Linked DNA regions of Mus musculus: all the other regions are linked to region 4. The links are chromatin loops, found by intact Hi-C in ENCODE. Cell type or tissue: heart. All regions are shown on one strand. Region 1 holds the start of Tmem266 (transmembrane protein 266). Region 2 overlaps Nrg4 (neuregulin 4). Region 3 holds the start of Fbxo22 (F-box protein 22). Region 4 holds the start of Ube2q2 (ubiquitin-conjugating enzyme E2Q family member 2).

The links. Hi-C counts contacts between places; a loop is a spot of excess contacts. Peaks named below come from ENCODE experiments on the same cell type or tissue, not always from the same donor. Only the 100,000 strongest peaks of a DNase experiment are listed, where the experiment ranks them.
Region 1: a loop joins it to region 4, with 2.9 times the contacts of the local background. A loop is called at or near these places in 14 of 42 quality-filtered maps.
Region 2: it touches region 4 in a loop (2.7-fold over the local background); 3 of 42 quality-filtered maps call a loop at or near these places.
Region 3: it touches region 4 in a loop (5-fold over the local background); 11 of 42 quality-filtered maps call a loop at or near these places.

What each region holds. Positions count from the first base shown.
Region 1 is chr9:55,322,157-55,327,156 of GRCm38, reverse strand. It overlaps Tmem266 (transmembrane protein 266), which reads right to left and starts at 244. Exons shown (of 11, transcript NM_172923.4): 1 at 157-244. In heart, a CTCF peak has its summit at 2,499 (motif pointing left); a DNase peak (open chromatin) is centred at 376; H3K4me3 peaks cover 1,337 bases; H3K27ac peaks cover 719 bases; H3K27me3 peaks cover 2,382 bases.
Region 2 is chr9:55,249,463-55,254,462 of GRCm38, reverse strand. The region is part of intron 3 of Nrg4 (neuregulin 4); the gene reads left to right. Among named protein-coding and RNA genes, the nearest start is that of Nrg4, 32 kb to the left of the region's middle. In heart, a CTCF peak has its summit at 2,158 (motif pointing right); a DNase peak (open chromatin) is centred at 412.
Region 3 is chr9:55,207,154-55,212,153 of GRCm38, reverse strand. Ube2q2 (ubiquitin-conjugating enzyme E2Q family member 2) reads right to left here. Exons shown (of 13, transcript NM_180600.3): 13 at 4,625-5,000. It overlaps Fbxo22 (F-box protein 22), which reads right to left and starts at 3,219. Exons shown (of 7, transcript NM_028049.2): 1 at 2,966-3,219; 2 at 2,663-2,801. The coding sequence starts at 3,102. In heart, a CTCF peak has its summit at 3,085; a DNase peak (open chromatin) is centred at 3,203; H3K4me3 peaks cover 2,101 bases; H3K27ac peaks cover 1,614 bases.
Region 4 is chr9:55,147,178-55,152,177 of GRCm38, reverse strand. It overlaps Ube2q2 (ubiquitin-conjugating enzyme E2Q family member 2), which reads right to left and starts at 2,809. Exons shown (of 13, transcript NM_180600.3): 1 at 2,352-2,809. The coding sequence starts at 2,543. In heart, a CTCF peak has its summit at 2,820; DNase peaks (open chromatin) are centred at 2,237 and 2,957; H3K4me3 peaks cover 2,798 bases; H3K27ac peaks cover 1,887 bases.

The DNA of each region.
Region 1 (5,000 bases), 170 kb before region 4:
CCCAGCCCGGGACATGAAGGTCAGCTGCAGGATCCTAGTCCTCCAGGGCAGTCACCCTGCAAACCACGATCCGGCCCCTACCTTTGCCTCCCTCACCCGCCCGCCCGGGCCACAGCCGGGGAAGCCCCGGCGGCTGCCGGCTGCAAGAACACGTACCTGCTGCCGGAGCTCAGGATTCGCTCTGCTCTGCAGCGCCGGGCCCGCGCTCCCGCTCCCGGGGCTCCCCTCTCCGCCCCCCCACCCCCCCGCCCCCTCGCGGCCCCGCCGCTCCCTCCGCCCCTCCGCCCACCCCGCTCGAGCGCGCGCGCACGCGCTTTCGGGACGGCGGCTCTCCCGGGCCCGCGCCTGCGCTCTCGCTGCCCGCTCCCGCTCCCGCTCGCGCGTTCCGGAGGCTGCAGAGGGGCCGCGCGGCTGTCTAGGAAACTGCGACCAGCGGGGGCCGCGTGTGGGCAGTCACCCCCGGCGAAGGGCAAGCGGGCCTCGTGGCGCGGGTGACAGGGGGCAGGAGCTCGAAGCGGAGGCTGGCTGGTGCGGCCGAGGGCGGGCGGGCGCCTGCGGTCCCACGGTACCGCCCTGGGTGCGTTTTCACACACTGTGCTGTGAGTAGCGGCGCGCAGTGTCCTCCGAGGTTTCTGCCTGCCGCCCCTGGTGTGTGCATTGCCCCAAGGAGCCTTTGAAGGCATTGCCCACCCCTCGGTGGTCCCCATCACATTCTCACGTGACAGATACACTGTGCGTGTTGGTCATGTATTGTAAATGAAGAGTTTTCTGCCCTTGAAGCGCCTGTCCCGATTGAGAATGCCTAGAGTAGACAGAGTGACTGAGCAATCTGGGGGTTTAAAAAAAAAAAAAAAAAGCCTCACGTGTGAAAAGGAAAAAAAAAAAAAGCTTACTGCTGTGAACAGTTTTTAAAAACAGTTTTTTAAAAATAGCCGCTTTCCTTTGGGGTTTTGGCCTTCTTATGTTAGATACTTTAAAGATCGGAAACCCTTCTTTCTCTAGGGCACAAAGTTCCTGAGTGACTTTGGGGTTCTCCCCCATTGGCTTCCCCTCCAGAATAATCACTATTTGGTTAGGTTCACGTGGCCTTCAGGAACGCCTGCGACTTTCTTGCCTTCTCTTCCACTAGCAAAACGGTAGAAATTAGAATTGAAAGCTTTAAAACCCAGACCATACATAGAACCGCCTGAAGGGCTCGGATCGGTTTTTTAATAGATACAGAAATGTCTAGACAAGGAATGTACATGGAAAAGTATGTCTTTGTTTAGTCCTCACCTACCAACATTTCTTAACCATCTGTAATGTCTAATTTCGGGGGGCAGGGGGTCCTTGGAGAAAACAGTTGTAGAAGTTATTTGGCTTGACAGGATTTCCCCCTACTGGTTCTAGGCATAAATAGACTGGAAAGTAGAAATGCTGTCCTCCCTCCATACTACCTCCCCGTGACCCCCCATTTAGTAGAACTACACTTAAGTTTCCTTAAGGGCTTTGAACAGCATTCATGACAGTGTTTCGCTGGTTAGCCATCTGGCAAAACATTGAGATACAAAGATTTCCTGAATTAGACTCCAATAACAAGCACAAACAATAATCCCTGGAATTAATGAGATTGCATGAAACTAATCACTCCCCACCCCTACCCCATGTGCCAGAAAATCAAGAGGGAGGAGACAGACTACCCTACCGAATGGGAGACATTGTTGGAAAGAAAGAAAAGAAAGAAAAAAGAAAGAAAACTCTCTCTCTCTCTCTCTCTCTCTCTCTCTCTCTCTCTCTCTCTCTCTGTGTGTGTGTGTGTGTGTGTTGTTAGTGGCTGAATCCACTCCAAGAGTTGTCTCCACTAGATTAGCCTGTAGACATAGATTGATGTTGAAGGGTCCAGCTGTGCCTTCCCACACTGTGGGCGGTGCCACCATTGGGTAGGTGGTCCTCCTTACTATAAGAAAGCAGGCTATTCAAGCTAGCAAGCAGTGTTCTCCCACTGCCTCTGCATCAGGTCTTGGCTTTGCTCAATGATGGACTCTAAACTGTAAGTCAAAGAAAGGCTAATTAAAGAAAACTCTAATTAAATATTAAGAGTAGTGCAAGTATTTTCAGGGAGAAAAATTAGACTACATCCATTTATCCAGAAACTTTGTATTCTAATACATTTTTTTTTCTTTTAAGTGTAAGTGTTAAAGATGTTACTTGAAGATATTACTTTAAAACGTTACTTACAATGTCACTTTAGGGTAACATTTTTTTCTACCATGGTTATCTAAGAGGAACTAGAGAGGAACACAAGGACATCTTTTGCCATTTCGTTCTGGCTTGTTTGGTTTTGCAGCACTGGCGATTGAATCCTGGCCTCATTTGTGCTACCCAAGGGTTCTGCCACTCAGCTGTATGCCCAGTTACACGTGTCTTTTCTCTCTCTACCCTTCCCGGAAACCCTATGGAAATTAAAAAAATCCCCTAACATTTGCAACTTGTCAGCTCTATGCTTCCCCCTGGTGGTGTGTCACTACCACAACACATGCCCGAATTAAAATCCTGATTTCTTTAGGGTGTTGAAACCTTAGCTCGATGATATTCACTCACACACACAAACTCGTGCACACGGGGGAGGAGGACTGGGGACATAGCGACAAGATGTCGCTCTACTTTCTCTAATGTTGCCTGTTCTTCTTCTCATATACACCAAATCCTGAGATCCAGAGAAGGATTACCACACTGCTCTAAAACTGAAACCCACAGCAGGCGTCTCACTATTGCTATTCAGCTTGCTCGGTCTTCATGAATCAGTAACAAACACTTGTTTAGAGTCAGATTGTGGAGCCTCTCAAGCGCATTGCAATCTAATTTCCAGAAGATTGACTTGGGAATTTTGGCTCTAACTGCCTCAGGCGATCAGTGCTGATAGCGGAGGTTGGGAACTCCTCCAGCTCCAAACAGCACAGGTGTTGCTTCAATTTGTGGCAGGTGAGGAATGGGAGGGAGGCCTTTCTGTGCACGTGGAAAGGAGTTACAGAGCGTCAAGAAAACACGCTAAAATGCAGGATGGAAGAGACTGCTTAAGATGTGTGTGTTGCTTTCTTGACAGACAACACTGTTTCTAAGGTGGTATCATTGGCATACTATCCATGGCAAGATGCCTTAGAAGTAAGTCAGACCTTTTACTTAAAAAAAAAAAATTGCACTCCCCTTTTTTCTGAGTGTCAATGTATGCCAGTACTCCTAGCATTGGAGAAACTGAGGCAGGAGAGAAGCTCAAGGCTAGCATGAGCTATATAATAAGACCCTCCTTCAAAAGTCCAAAATCAGAAAGGGAGAGAGGAGGGAAGGAAGGAAGGGAGGAAGGGAGAAGGGAAGGAAGGAAAGGAAGGAGGGCAGACAGTTTTTTCAAGAGCACCAAAATCACACAAACAGAATTTTGTGTGTGTTCATTCCATGGCAGCAAGATTATGAGAAGGTAAATTCAAGATGATGTTGGTCCTATGAATATCTGAAAAAAAAAATTGGTCTCAGAATAAAAACTTCTGTTTAAGTTACTAATTGGAAAAAATATCCAGATCTGATGCCTCATAATTTGTGAAAATTGGAGTTTTATGCCAAGTCCTAAATTGTTGATGTTTATCTACATGTGCATATTTTGTGGGTGCTTCTAAATGCCTTATAACACAGCTTTGCTAATGTGGACTGTGCAGAGAAGAGCCACGCTGTGTCCAGGAGAGCTGAGAAGTAGACTCTGTTATGTTGGGTGATATTTATCCGAGGCTTAAGTAGTCACAGTAACTGCTAACAGCAGGTTTCTTTTTAAAATCCTACTGAGGTAGCTTTAATGAGTAAATATATTTGACACAATTAGCAATATTCATATGCAGATAGTCTATATTAGATGCAACAGAAAGTACAATAGCATGCATTCCTTCGGCCTCAATAAACAACTGCAAAAGGTTTTCTTACTGAGCATAGTGGTACTTACCTATAACTCTTCAGGAAACTGAGGCAGGAGGATGAAAAGTTTGAGGCCCACCTTAACTACATAGACAGTTTGAGGCTAACCTGTACATTTGCTAGATCTTTCTCAAAATAATCTTAAAAGAAAAAGGTTCAGTCCCTGATAAAACACAAAGAGAGGGGGATGGGAGGCAAGGAGAAAAATGGAGAGTTTCATACTGGAAGAAGGCACTAGACTTAATCACTAGCACCCCTCCAAATTAACATATTTTAACCATTTATCTGTTGGCATACTTTCTACTGTACATCAGCATTAGAGAACCCTGTGCTTCAATTGATCTTTAGTTAAACATGACCTTAGCTGCTGGGTGTATTCCAAGTACGTCATAAAAGTTCAAGGCAAGTCAAGAGTTGAAGTTCATATCTTAACACCATCCCTCCCTACATGTGAATGTCAGTGTCTTACTAAACATGCTGCTAAACATGGGAGGATGAAGACACAGGCAGCAAGGAGTCTAGCACTGCCTTTCTATGAAGCCACTGGGAGTTTTTCATATGTGTAAGGTTTTGTTGTTTTTGTTTGAGGCAGGGTTTCATTCCATGTATCCTAAACTCAGGGTAATCTTCCTGTGTCACCCTCATGAATGGACCACCACACTCCACTTAGTATGTGGTGTTTAAGAGCGAAAGAAAATGGAACACTTTGAGTTATAAGTTTGGTTGGCCGTTACCTATTTTTAGTTTGTGTGTGTAATTGTGATTTGAATAATTGAATTCAGATATGTCTGACTTTGAACTTTATTAATCGTTAATATTTGCTTCAAGGCTAAAGACTGTATCTGGAAAATTGAAAATAGCGTGAAGCTTAGTACTGTGGAAGACCAATATGTAGGTATCTCTTCCCAAGACATTAATAAATTCCATTAGATCTTTGTTACTATAAAATGTATTTTGTTTTATGTTGGCTTATAAGTAGAGTTTTCACTATCTTTATTTCCTGCCTATTAACATTTTGTTTCGTGATCATTCCTGGAAATACTTTTGTATATGGTAGAGAGGTA
Region 2 (5,000 bases), 100 kb before region 4:
TCTAATGTAAATGACAGCAGTTCCTATTCTAACTACTGTCTTTATTTCTCTAATGAAATGACAGTGACTTTGAAGTATCTTTTTGGGGTATAAATGATATTTTGAGGGGTTTTTTTTCTGTGTTCAAGATTCAGTTTTGGGAAAGTAAAATTAAAACCTTATTGAAGAGGTTGGGCCATTTGGTTATAGCATCACGGTGGTTGAGAGAGGGTTCCTGGCTGTCTCTCTCCTCAGAGGAACAACAACATTTAAAATAAAAGTAGAAAGAATAGCTATACAGAACCTTGGTCCCTGCCTCTCCCTCCCTCCTCTTCCTCTTTCTTTTTGAGTTAATATTTTTCTTCCCATAAGTAATCCAGGATGCAAACTTCAGCATCAGGCACAGAAACACATCCTGGGCAGATGCTGAGTCACTGCTTTCTGGTCTGGTCCAGGAAAGAACAGAATTTCATCTGCTCTGTAAACCCAGCCAGGGAGGAACCGAGAACCAAGAACACACTTTACATGATAAGAAAATGAAATTCCAAAATTTCCAAAACAGATCTTTTCATATTCAAACACCTTAGTTAACCCCTGGCAACAGTCTCTTAGTCAATAATGCTGAGCTGTTATTTGTATGTATGTGTATCCATCATTTGTATTTCAAATGAATCAATATTCTTCATTGTGTTTCTGTTTCCAGTATAGCAGTTTTGACCCATGTAAGGTCATCACCTTTGGCTTTGAGGTGAAAAGAAAAAAGCTGAGAACTGCTACTTTCAAGCAAAACTACTTTTTTTTAAAAAACAGAAGTGTGTGCCCTCACATGCATCTCTGTTATTCTTAGCAGTCTCCTCGCTTGCATCAGCTATAGCTTTTGACCAAGTAACTGATGTCTGTTTCACAAGGAAAACTAGGTTCAGGGTCATCTGGGACTGTAAAGCGTAAGAGACAGTTCAGTAGACAAGTCGCAGACACATCACACACCGTTCGTTCTGCCGCTACATATGTACTTTTTAAAGTTTAATTTTTTTTTTTTACATTTCTTTATGGTGTGTGTGTGTGGTACAGCTTATGTAGGGAGGTCAGAAGGCAACTGTAGACATCATTTCTGCTTCTGTCATGTCGTTCTGGAGACAGGGTTCAGGACATCAAGTTTTACAGCAAGTGCCTTTACGCTCTGAGCCATCTTCCTGGACCTTTATTTTTGCATTGTTTTTAGATATGGGTCTTACTCTAACTTTGCTTCTCTTCCCCTTAAATGATACTAGGGATAAAACCCAGAGCATCCTGTATGCTGAGCAGGTTCGCACCACTGAGCTGTGCCCTCAGTACAACTCACAGCCTTTATATAACCCACTAAAGAGGCAAAATCTTCATTAATATAATGAAAATTCCTTATGCAAGAAACAGAAATCTAAGTACAAATTCAACTTGGTGATTAACCTTTCAGTGGTCCTACCCTATTTAAAATCAATTTAATTGGTTCAGATTTTTAAGATATCTTTAAAAATTCTATTATAAAGCATAAATGATATAAAATAACTATGGTTTAAGTAGAGCATCAAAATAATGATTTAGTTGAACAGTTTTACATTCTTGAGTTTTCCGGTTTTGTTTGGTTAGTTTGGTTTGGTTTGGTTTTCAAGACAGGGTTTCTCTGTGTAACCTTGGTTGTCCTGGAACTGCTGTGTAGATCAGGCTGGCCTCGAACTTATAGAGATCACCTGGCCCTGCCTCTCAAGTGCTGGGATTAAAGGCATGCACCACCACTGTCTAACAACATCCTTAAATTTTTTAACAATATGTAAGAACTAATAGTTTATTTGATCAGTGAACCCATATAAGTTTAGGGAAAATAGACCTAGGTCAGATAAAATGTATGCACAGTGCACTCAGTATTCTTAATCAGAGAAAAGACCATCTGTTTTTATTAAGTCAAAATTAAGCTAATTTTTTCTTTTTTAAGATTTATTTATTATTATATCTAAGTACACTGTAGCTGTCCTCAGACACACCAGAAGAGGGCATCAGATCTCATTTTGGATGGTTGTGAGCCACCATATGGTTGCTGGGATTTGAACTCAGGTCCTTTGGAAGAGCAGTCAGTGCTCTTAATCACTGAGCCATCTCTCCAGCCCCGCTAATTTTTTAAAATGTAGTACTTTGCATGTACACTTGCATGCCAGAAGAGGGCATCAGAGCCCTCTTATAGATGGCCCTGAGCCAGCATGTAGTTGCTGGGAATTGGACTCAGGGCAGTCAGTGTTCTTTTTGTTGTTGTTGTGTTTTGTTTTGTTTTTCAAGACATGGTTTCTCTGTGTAGCCCTGGCTGTCCTGAACTCACTCTGTAGACCAGGCTGGCCTCAAACTCAGAAATCCGCCTGCCTCTGCCTCCCAAGTGCTGAGATTAAAGGCGTGTGCCACCACTGCCCGACATGACAGTTCAGACTGCTGGGAGCCACCCAGCACTTGCTGGGATGTGAACCAGGGTCCTTTGCATCTGCAGTGAGTGCTCTTAACCTCTGAGCCACAGCTGCAGCAAGCAGTGTTCTAACAAAGATCTGTTAATATAACTTGAGTTCTTAAAATGTTTCTTGGTTTTGATGATAATAATTTAATTTAATTCATTGATATTTAAGATATTATAATACTAGGTATATTTCTTATTGTCCTACAACGGACTTTTAGGGCTGTTCAGTATATACATCAGGCAGCATAGAGTTCCTTGAATTTGATTTTATACTCTAACTATCTCCTCTGTGGATAGATTCTTTATCTCCACGTCATCTCCTCTCTCTCCCAATGAAGATAATCTTGAGTGTTAGCCACCTGCTTAAATGTCTGGAGAGTTGAGCCAGGGCCTTCCTCATGATCTTACTAATGGAAGCAAACTTAAACCCAAGTGAACCAGAACCAAGAACGAAACCCATGAAATAAATGATAGAGAATGTGAAGTCCAGAACTATGAAGGGAGCCAGCCAATCTGAAGTTCTGCTCCCTTGGATTCACCTCTGAAACTAGGAGAAGATGCTCAAGTGTGCAGTCTGCCCCAGCCCACAGGCCTGGCATGCAGTCCTCTCCGGCTTATAAGGCCCAGTGTACAGGCTTCTGTGACACCTCAGTTGATCTCACTCTACCTAACGAGTCTACTGAGCATTTCAGCAAATAGTCTAAACGTTTTAAAATTTATAAAAGAGAAAATCAGATTTTCACAAATAAAAAAAGATGAGCATGTATTAGGATTGTATTTGAAGAATTGCTTATTTACAAGGAGACTCAGAAAAATTCAGTACTGTGCACACATGTAAATAGCATGAAATTGATGTGGGCCCACACAGCAATCTGTTGTCCCATACCAAGCAGAGTGCATCGGCATTCTCCCAAGGTTTATGGTTTACAGAGTTGTAAAGTAGCTCAAAGGTGAAAGGACAGGGCCTCTATGGAGTTGGATAATAAGAAGGCGATGTTTGCCTTGTGTCTGGGAACGTGTTTTGTGGATGATGTCAAAGTCTTTCTCTGAAAAGCAATCTACCCAGGAGCCTTGTAGCCTTTGGCATCTTGATCAGCTTGGTCATTTAGACACAAAAGCAGCCAAGTAGAACTTCTGACCAGAACTTACAGAGTTGAAGCAGCAGGAGTAGAGGAGAGGTTTGTCTTTATCGGTACCTGCACCACTAGCTGGCTGAGGCCCTGTGGGCTGTCCTGCTTTCCTCTCAGCCTTGTGACTTATCCAAAGATCAGAGCTAACAAATACACTGCATTCAACTTTGTGATTGGAGCTGAACTTGGCAAAGCATTACCTGGTGGAACAGTTGCCCATAGTGACTAAGTGAACTCTGGCTTCACCAGGATCCTGGCGAACAGTAGGTTCCTCGTGTGATCACAAGACCCAACCAGAGTGGCTTCCTGCTTTTGTGACTGTGTCTGAGCACCATGTCCCATCTGCAGCAATAGCGATGGTATTCTTGGGCAGATAGAAACATTTGCTAGGTGACTGTACAGACTGAGTTCTGTGTAGACAGTGGGGTTTAGGAAAACAAATGCAATCTGTGGAAAACTAGTTGTTCAAAAATAAGATGTAGGAAATCTACATCTACAGCATTGCTGTATTTGGCACATCATCTTGTTTACTTGTAGATTGTTGTTTTGTCTCAGCATTCTTGGCCCCCATATGACTTAGTCAGTGTTCCATTGCTATAAAGAGACACTGTGACTGTGGCAACTCTTATAAAAGAAGGCATTTAACTAAAGCTTGCTTCTAGTTTCAGAGGTTTAGTCCATTAGCAGCATGGTAGGAAGCATGGCAGCACACAGGCAGGCATGGGCTAGAGAAGCAGCTGAGAGTTCTACTTCCAGATCAGCAGGCAGCAGGAAGAGAGAGACAGAGACAGAGAGAGACAGAGACAGAGAGAGACAGAGAGAGAGAGAGAGACAGAGAGATAGACAGAGACAGACAGAAAAAGAGACAGAGAGAGACACAGAGAGAGGGACAGAGACTGAGCCTGGGCCTGTATTTGGGCTTTTGAAACTTCGAAGTCCATGCCAGTGACATACTACCTCCAACAAGGCCACACCAACTAATCCTTCCCAAGTTGTGCTACTCCTGATGACTAAGCATTCAAATATATGAGCTTATTCTTGAGGCCACTCTTACTCAAACCACCACACCACCGTATGTTTTACCAAATTCTTTTTAAAGGGAATTTCAGAACTTTGTGGCTCACTTTATTAACCACAGAAAATGTTAAGGTTTTGTTTTTGTTTTTGTTTTTGTTATAAGGTCAGTTTTTGGCATGCCTTATGGATAAGTTTCGGCCTTTGCATTTCTAAATTTAGTAGAAGGTTGTATTTTAAGGAAAACAGCCAAAACGCCTCTGCTATTAAATACAGCTGAACCCCCTTTGCTTTTATCTTTGACAGTACGTCATAAGCTTTATTAAACATCTGGAATTAGGCTGATCTCTAGAACACCTTTATGGAGCAGAAATAACAACCTCGGTGCTTATAATAGACCAAAT
Region 3 (5,000 bases), 60 kb before region 4:
GCCCTCAGAAACCAGCTGTAGCTGTAGGCAGCTGTGACCCCTGATGCTGGGAATGACCTTGGATCCTCTGGAAGAGAAGCCAACTATCGGTCACCACGGAGCCATTTCTCCAGCCCCTTTATCAAGATTTTCTTATCATTGAAGGTACTTTGTGATTTATAATTTAATGATTTATTTTACCAAACTGCAGATTTAAGCTTCCTCACTGTACATGATGCTCCAATAAGGACTGTGGGTTTTGATCAATGTATCAGAGAGAAACAGTAATCCAACAGACAAGCGAGATGCTAGCCAGCTGTCTGGGTGTGAGTCCAAGAGTCCAAAAGAGCAAAGAAGAAAACCCACACAAGACAGCATGGAAAAAAGACACCACACTCAGGGCTAGCACACTAAAAATAAGAACCAGGGTTTGGAGAGATGGCTCAGCATTTCGGAGGACTGCTGCTCTTTCAGAGGACAAAGTTCATATAGATCACAATCAGCTCTAAGGGATTCAATGCATTCTTCTGGCCTCCACGGGCATGTGCACACGTATACATATTGAGATACACGACAGGCAGACAGGCAGGCAGGCAGGCAGGCAGGCAGGCAGGCAGACAAACAGACACACAGAGAGAGGAGGGGGAAGCACGAGTGCGCCAGGTTTCCAGACCCCTGGGAGCTCTCAGAGACTGAGCCACCAACCAAGGAACATACATGGCTGGACATACACAGCAGACTGCATGCAGCTCAGTCTCCAAGGCTAGCTAGTCTGGCCTCAGTGGGAGAGGAAATACCTAATCTGGCAGAGACTTGATGGTATTTGGGGTGGGGGTTGGGGGAGGTATGTATGGAGGGGCCCCCTCTCAGAGGAGAAGGGGTGGGTGGGAGGAACTCTGAGCCAAGTTTCTCACTGACGATAAGGGAGGTGTAAATATGAACATAGAGGAAGTGGATGTACCTAAGGCAACTCATGTGTCCCCATGCACTGACAGAGATACAGCTCCAGACACACATAAAGTCATCACCTCTCTCTTCATCCAATGAGTCAAATGCAGCTATTTTTTTTTAAAATGGGGGAGGGGCCGAATCTATGCTATATTTACAAACTTTTTTGTCTTTATTTCCTAATATAGTCTACATTTATACCTTATATGAGGTATAAATAATCTAGAAATTTGAATTTAAATAAGGGTGGGCAATATAGGTTAACAGAATACTATACCACTTTATAAGGAACTTGAGCAGCTGTGGAATTCAATATGGTGCATCGACTACCCTGACAATACCAAAGAACAATTGCATATGCATATACATACACACATATTCCTGTCTAGGCTAGAGGAAGCAAACCCTTAAAACAGTGAGTAGACTTACACAGTACTGACCTTAGAGTCTAAATTAAATACCATTCTCCACTAAAAGAAACCAAGACTATTAGTGAAACTACTAAGTTCTTGAATGAAGCAGGTGAAATACAAGCTGAAGACAACTGGTGCCAAAAGAAAGGTCATCCCTAAGAGACAATAAAACTGGCTTGAGTGCTCACTAGCCACACAAAGACTGTGTGAGTACCAAGGAGAGTCTAACAGTAACAGGTACAGCTCTACACAAGAGACCAAGCGTATGTATGAGTGCTGTGTGAACAAAGTGGAAGAGAATGAAAAGTAAGTTTCAAAGCTTCTCTACAGACAAATACTTATTAACTGCAACAGGACAGAAAATTTAAAGGCAGAAGTTTCTGGCAGACACCTCTTAAATCAAGGAATTTAAGGTAATGGGATAAAAAAATCTAATAAATCCCAGTCACACTCAACTTGTGCCTTGAATTTTCTTAAGTGTTGGGGCTGGTACAGAAAGTCAGGTTGGAGAAACATACAAACCAAAGGAGCGCGCCTTTCAGTTACTCATTGGGAACAGAATCAAATCCTTCTGCTCTTAAGAAAAGCACTGGGGCACTTTGGCTCCCACACCAAACATTAATCAAGAGAGTGGCCTACAGATTTGTCCACGGGTCAATCTTTGGCAGGCACTTAACTTGAGTTCCCTCTTTCTGGATCAAGTTGAAAACCAAACTCAACACCAAAAGAATCGACACATACATCAATGATAACTTCCCAATGTGGAGACTATATTGTGGTTAAGTAGAACATTCCTATTTGCCTATTATACATACTAAGCGATAATAGGGCATCAAATTGGCAATTTCCTCACGAGGGCCCCTGCCACTCAGTGAGATACTGGAGATTCACTATCTATCAGCTCTATAATCTGTCTTCACCTCCCTGAACACTGACTCTCCTGGATCCAGGGACAAAAATGAGAAAAGGAATGTGGTTTACGTATTTAGGTAGAAGTTTTAGTTCTTCCGGTTCTAGTGTGAGACCCTGGGCAAGCGATACCCAACACCTTCATTGCAAAATTGAGGCAAGTTAAGGAAGGCTCTGTACGGCCTTGTAATAGTGGACACCTGGATACTTCAATTGCCCAACATCTAATAATGACTAAACCGCAGTACGCCCCTACAAAACCTGACGTTTACTACAAAAGCCAGAATACGAGCATAGGTTCTCCGAGTTAACGAAAGCAAGGATATGTATCACAATCTTGATTTTTTAAAAAGTTCTCCAAGATGGCCCACCAGTCCTGCAAGTGACTGTCCAACGCATAACTCCATACTTGCCTCAAGCGCCTCAGCTACCACGCGCACCAAGCAATGTCCCTCCAGGTGGCCCGCTTCAGCCACACCCGCGGAGATCCAGGTCACGCTGCGATGGGTCCGCAGCACTCTGCGTACACACTCCCTCCACAGGCGGCATACTCTGGGGATGCAAAAGCACAAAGGGTTGCCGCCGGGCGGCCGGTTCCCACCGTCAGCAGCCTCGCAGCGCCAGCTAAGCACTAGGAAACCCGGGCAGAGGTCCCGGCAGAGGCGACCCCGCCACCCTCCGGGACGAAGGTCTCCTCCCGCCCCATTCGCCCTCACCCGGCTACCCGAAGCAGCGCTTTGGCCGGCAGGAAGGTAAACACACGCTCCACCACCTCCGCAAGGTTACTCAGCACGTAGGTGCTTCGCGGATCTGTGGAGGAGGAGACGCCGCCACCGCCGCCTGCCGGCTCCATTCCTCGCCTACCGGCCCGAAGGCCCTACAGAGTCTCAGGGGTACCGGAGCGGCCGGCGCACCACCTACAACCCGAGCTCCCTGAGCAGGCGCGCGCCACTTCCGGTGGGCCGCTTCCGGTACTGGACACGCCGCTGCGGCGGTGCACCGGCCTGCACAGTTCCGCCCGGAAGGGACCGGAGGCAGCCTGGCGTTTAAGCCGGCTGCAAACACTATTTGGTCAATCTGGTTAACTCGTTAGGTCTTAAGTTTTAAGCGAGTAGACATAAATAGCACTCGCCATTCTTTGGCACTATTAATTGCTACAGAAAGCACATGCCAAACCAGATAGATATTTTCACACAGGAGCCATTATTCTTTGGCTCCTGCTGGCTCTTCCCTGCAGGGCTACATACAGAATCACAGGGGATGAAGCCCAACACCATACATTCCCGAACCACAAATGAAAGAACAGTAGAGGCTGCTTCATTTCAACTGAATAGGTTGTCTCCTGACTGAGGGGCACTTTGTCCCCAGCTACTTGGCCTGACCTGGTGCTTCTTGTTTTGGCTTCTAGATCTTTTACACTGTGATAACCCATTAGAACATTTTGAGCTGGACAAGATGATGCATGTTTGCATCTAGCAAGCTGGAGGCAGGAGGGTCAAAAGCCGAAAACAATCTAGACCCTACTGCAAAATATGTAAGATAACACAAAAAAACATGAACAAGCCCTCAACAAGCAGCAGCCACTTTACTCTGGAAACCTTAAGACTTAAGTAGCAAACATGGACGCATCATACAGTCTCCAAAACACCACGATACACTGGGAATGTGTGAAAACTTCAATGCTTCCCGTTAATAAAAAACCCCAGCAGCTCTGGGCTCTCCAGGAGCCCTAAATCCTACTTCTAGAACTTCCAAACTGCTCTGTGGCTCCACTCTTCTCACCAGGCACTGGTTGGGGTGGGGGTGGGGTGCGGGAACATGTTATGACGACTAGGGAATGAACACCAAGGGTCAGTATGTTTAAGAGGAGGACTTCTGAACATTTCCTCAGCTAAGGCAACCTTCAGAAAAAACAACTGTTTCTGAATGAAGTAGGGAGGCTGTACATGGAGACATAACATTCAAACCAAACATGAAACTGGCACAGGAATTTCAGTCAAGGAAAGAAAAGGCTTTCCTTCTGCTGAGATTCTGATGAGATCTACAGATAGTGGTGTGTATAGAGGCCTTGAGTGTACAAGAGGAACTGTGCTAATAGTACCCTAAGAACATTAGAGACATTAATTAAAACAGCACTAGAAACCCACATGTATTTGAATTTAAAGAACGCAGTAAGGGAATGGTTAAAGAAAAACTGAATACACTATGTGTGTACACACCAATTCTAGGTTCCCTATCCCTCTCAGTATCTTCATCTCCACTTCTGAAACCTCCCCACACCCCATCTTCTCTTTAAACAGCCTACACTAGAAATTCAATATAGAGCCTATAGACGCCTGAATTATAGCATCTCATAAGAGGGAAAGGTGACAAACTGATTTTTAAATGGTTCTTTATTCATAAACTTGATGCAAGTTTACAAAATTTACTGTACATTGCCAAATAAATCTGCAATGAAAAATAAAATCAAAAAAAAAAAAAAACCCAACCCCAAAGCATGCCAAATGTGCAGCTGTCAATCTGCTAGCCATTAGGAAATTAGAATTCAATAATGTATTCAAGATTTTGCCTTAGGCATAAGGAACTTAATAATGTGTTGAAGAATTCTGTCTTGTCACTTGTCATCTGAGCCACTGGCAATCATATATTTAGGGTAACCAAGTGACCAAGAATACCAGATATCTTTTCTGCCCTCTTAACCAACAGAATCAAGAGAAACTAACACCACACATAAAATGCACAAGTGCCACA
Region 4 (5,000 bases):
CATGGGAATAACCAAAACCATACATTCATGCATTTTCTAATACCACACCACTGTAAAGAACTGGTAGTTCTGAAAGCAGACACCATTTCTCACCTTATCAACATAAGGGTGTGGCTTCCCAGTCTATAAATTGAGTGTCCTATCATGTAGGTCAGTTGTTCCTTTTCTTCCCATACCTCCAAGTTCTACCTGAATAACCCTCCAGCTGTCCAGGCCAGTCTACTTACCATCCTTTTCACTGACTACTACTTTCTGCCTTCCATATTTGGAAAATCTTCACCAGCCTACAAGCCTGGACTTTTCAAGTCTTAGCATTAACTGTCCACTCCTACGAAATCATCCTTCTCAAGAGTCGGTATTTCATCTGGGTGGAGTTTCCTAGGTCTGGAACACCCTCGCTTATGCCAGCCTTCCAAAATTGTACTCACCCATTCAACTACTCAAAGCTTTCTCAGAGGCACACCTTCAGTTCCTGTCTTAGGGCTTCTATTGCTGTGATAAAACATCATGACTGAAAGCAAACTGGGAAAGGGCTTGGGGGATGGGAGAAGAGTAACTTCAGCTTCCAACTCTCAGGTCACACTCCATCACTGAGGTAAGTCAGGGCAAGACTCAAAGCAGGAACTGAAGCAGAAGTCAGGGGGTGAGGACACTTCTTACTTAGGTGGGGTTTTTTTGTTTGTTTGTTTGTTTGTTTTTTGTGAGTTTTTTTGTCTTGTTTTGTTGTTGTTTTCCAAGACAGGGTTTCTCTGTATAGCTCTGGCTGTCCTGGAAATCACTCTGTAGACCAGGCTGGCCTCAGAGACCCTCCCTCTGCCTCTGCCTCTCTGCCTCTCTGCCTCTCTGCCTCCCTCTCTGCCTGCCTCTCTGCCTCCCTCTCTGCCTCTCTGCCTATGCAGTGCTGATTAAAAAGCCCATACCCACCATCACAGAACCAACTACCCAGGGGTAAACCACCACAATTGGCTGAGCCCTTCCTCAATCATTAGTGAAGAAAATGCCCCATAGGCTGGCCTACAGGCCAATCTTGAGGTGTTATTTTTCTCAATTGAGGTTCCCTCTCTTATTACTTGTCAAGTTAACAGAAAACTAGTCAACACAGCTCCCTACGCAAAATTAGATGCTCCCTTTAGATTTCATAACATCAAAGTAGTTGTCGCAGCTATATAAAACGCTCCAAGAAGTCTGAGTTCTCTGTATAGGCACTGGCCTGCCAAGTTCTCAAACACTAGTACCCACAACAGCTTAACAAGATATTCAGAAAGTGAATTCCCTCCTCACTAAAGCACACTGCTGCAGTTTTTTCTTTTGCCAGATATAGCAGTACCTAATAGTACTAACACTATCCACCTTCTCCAATAGAGTTTGATAACTATCATAAAGTTAAGGCCTTTGAAATTCCCACCACACTTGGGGTTATCTATTGGCTGACTTAACAGAAGGAATCTTAGCCATATAAAAACTACCACCTTAACTCCAGTTGTAATAAGGTGTATTTTCTGCACATGAGATCAATTTCACAATGAACAGTCAGCCTCATAATACACTTCGATAGGGGGGGGGGGGAGAGAGTTCACTTACAATCTGATAATTTTACCAACTGAATGTTTCTAAAGAGCATTTCCCTTAAACAGAAAAGTAACTTCCCACGTGTTTCTCCAGCCTTCCAATCCCACTTGATCTTCCCCGGTAATAAACTGCGAAGCATCTCCTTTCCCCTCCTGGTAACGTCCAGGCTTCCGCACAGGGCACAGGTGGGACAGCTTGCACACTCACCACACCACCTGCCGCGTGGAAGGTTCCATGAGCTTTTCCAAAACACGTAAGCGCAAAGCCAGGTCAGGGCTAAACGATGGTTCCACACCATCCCCCGGGGTTGCGTCCTAAACTTTTTCCTTAAATACGTAGGCTTTCAGTGTTCGTTTGTCCTCGGAGACCAAAACACAAACGAGAACTGGTTGAACAAGCAAGGACGTGGGTTTTGGAACCCGATGGGAAAACGAGTAGCTAAAACAGATACTTGAGAGCCTTTCCACCTGAGCGACTGACAGGAGCCCACGGACGAGCCGCGGTCCCCAGAGCAGGCCGGCTGCGGGCGGCCATGGCGACCTCGGGGCCCGACGGGGGCCGCGAGGGGCCAACAGAGCAAAGCCGGCCCGCGCCGTGCTGCGACGCGCCTCCACCTCCTCCCGACCAGGCAGCCCGAGCTCCCGGCCGGGCCCAGGGCCCAGCCGCCAACCGGCCGTGCCCGGGACACCGGGGGTCTCCCGGGCAGGCGCCCTTTGTCCCGGGACTGCGGCGCCCAGGTCCGCCCCCGCCCGGCCCCGAGGGGCTACGACCCGGCGCCTCACCGTGATGTTGCAGTGAAGTGTGAGCGGCGGCGGCGGCGAAAGCGAGCTGCCCGGCGGTGGTGGCGGCGGCGGCACCAGGAACTGGCAGTGCAGCTCGTCCAGCTTCCAGCTGACGATGCGGAATCGCTCGTGGTTCTTGTCGAAGATGGACGCCAGGAACTTCAGCTCGGCCTTGAGCCCTGACACGGACATCTTCCCCTCATCTCCAGCGGGAGGGGTGAGGAAAGGGAGCCGGGGCCGGGAGCCGCCGTCACGGCCGCGACCGCCCCGCGGGGCCGGCCCGGGCCGCGCTCTCGCGGCTCCGCCTCTCCCCGCCGCCGCGACCCGCGTCCGAGCGCGGCTGGAAAATGGCGAGGAGCGCGAGGCCTCGGCGGGCGGGCGTGCGAGCGAGGGAGCGAGCGAGCGTGCGGGAGCCGGGCCGGCTGCTGCCTTTGTAACCGACTCCACCCGCAGGAGGCGGTGGCCCCGCGGCTTAAAAGGGCAACAGCGACGCCGCCCCCACCGCCGCCTGGGAGAGGGCTGCCCCCGCCCCGGCGCGCGCCCGCGAGCTCCGCGCGCGCTCCCGACCGCCCCCTCCTCTCATGACCCAGCCCCTTTCCGCCCCACACCGGGGCTCCGCGCCCAGCACCCGCCGCTCGCCCCGAGGATTTGGGCCGGCGGCACCGCACGAGGATGAACCTGAGCTCCCCTGCGCGCCTCTGCGCTGCACCGGGGCCTCTGGCCAGACACGTGCGCGGCCTATCGCGCCGGCCACGTCGGCTCGGGTAGGAAACGCGCGGGCCCCTGGAGGTTGCTCCTCCGCGTGGTTGTCCACCGGCCACCCACTCACCTGGCCTGGGCGCGGCCGGGATGGGGAGATGAGAGGTGTGCGCCTAGCACCTTCACGTATGTTGCTCTCGCTCCGCGCTGAACCACCCACCACTTTTCTAAGTGTGACTCCCGAAAGGTCCTTCTCTCCAGACTTGTACTCCCTCCTTCGCTCCCATTTGCCGAAGACGATGATAGAGCCTGCCAGCTTCTTCCCATCATCATTTCAATCTTTCACGTAAACATTTATGTGCTCGCGCTAATGTGGATACTCTGCGTCCTGAGTTTCTGCTGGACTTCCCAGAATGGACCATGTTTGTTGAAGTCACATCTCAAATGTGTCAGACTGATCCTTCCTGACCAACTAAGCTAAAGTAACCATGTAGATACCATGTATCCCTTTCCTAGGTTAACTTATTGCTTCTTTCTGTTGTCTCTGCTTAACACTGAAATCTCATTCAGAGAAGCACCCCTAGGATTGAGGGGAGGAAAAGCCTAATGACACCTGTGTCATTTAATAAATTCTTGCTCTTACCTGATTCCCCAGCACTTAACACAATTCTGGAATAACCTAGGTTCGTTCACAAATAACTAGAGGACTACATTTTTCCAGAGGCAAGACCAACTTTCTAGACATGTCACCTATGTAGTACCCAGGGTTCCTAGCTTAGTAAGGCTCCCGGGCCTGGTTTAGTGCCCTGCTGTCACCATCTTGAAATTCTTTTATTATTATTATTGGTTTGTTTTTGAGACAGGGTTTCACTATGTAGCCCTGGCTGTCCTAAAACGCACTCTCTGTAGACCAGTCTGGCCTCGAACTCACAGAGATCGGACTGTCTGCCTTCTGAATGCTGAGGTTAAAGGCCTGCACCACCGCCAGACTAGGAATGCATTCGTTTGTTTTTGGAAATAGGCTCACTATGTAGCAGTGGCTGTCCTTGAACTCACTATGTAGACCAGGATGGCCTTAAACTCACAGAGATCCAGCTGCCTCTGTCTCTTGAGTGCTAGGATTAAAGGCATATACTACTAGGCTTTGAAATTCTTATATTCTGTGAGGGAACCTGCTTTCTCCCTTTACACTGGTCTTGAGGTACCTGATTCTGACCTCCTAAAATTACAACAGAACAACATGGGGAGACATTGTTTGGGGTTTTTGTTGTTGGGGTTTTTTTGGTGTTTGTTTGTTTTGTTTTGTTTTCATTTGTGAGGTACCATGTTATGGTGAGTCTTAGCTTTCAGAAGGGGCCCAGATTCCACTGAGAACCCAAGAAAAGTTGCAACTTATCTTTCCAGAAAAATACTTTCACCAATAAACCTTGTACTTAATGGAGATTTACAGTTGCAGCACCGTATACCTGGGCCTCGAGCTAGAAGTAAGGCACTGCACAGGCGTGACTGCTGCCCTAAGCACAGATGTGACCAGTCATTTCCTTTTTCTGGTCCCTGGTACTCAGGAGCCTAACAGACATAGCTGCTCTAAACAAAGATTGGCAAAAAAAAAAAAAAAAAAAAAAAAAGGGCAGGGGGCATTCTGGTCAGAACTGGGTCTCATGGAACAGGTTTCAGTTGATTATCTCTAAATGCTATAAGATGATAAAAAGCTCCTGTATTGTGATTAATCTTACCTATTATATCTTAGAGATATATACAAGTATTAATCTCACAATTATTCTGTTGAATGGATCAAAGTGGACCAAGCCCTAAGAGGCATAAAGAGATAAGTAGATTATCTGAATTAAAGAAGCTTAATCTATCACATAAAAAAAAAAAAAAGAGCCAAAACAAAACACTGTCTCCTGGTGTACCATGCTGCAAATAACAGGAGAGAGGTTGAAAATA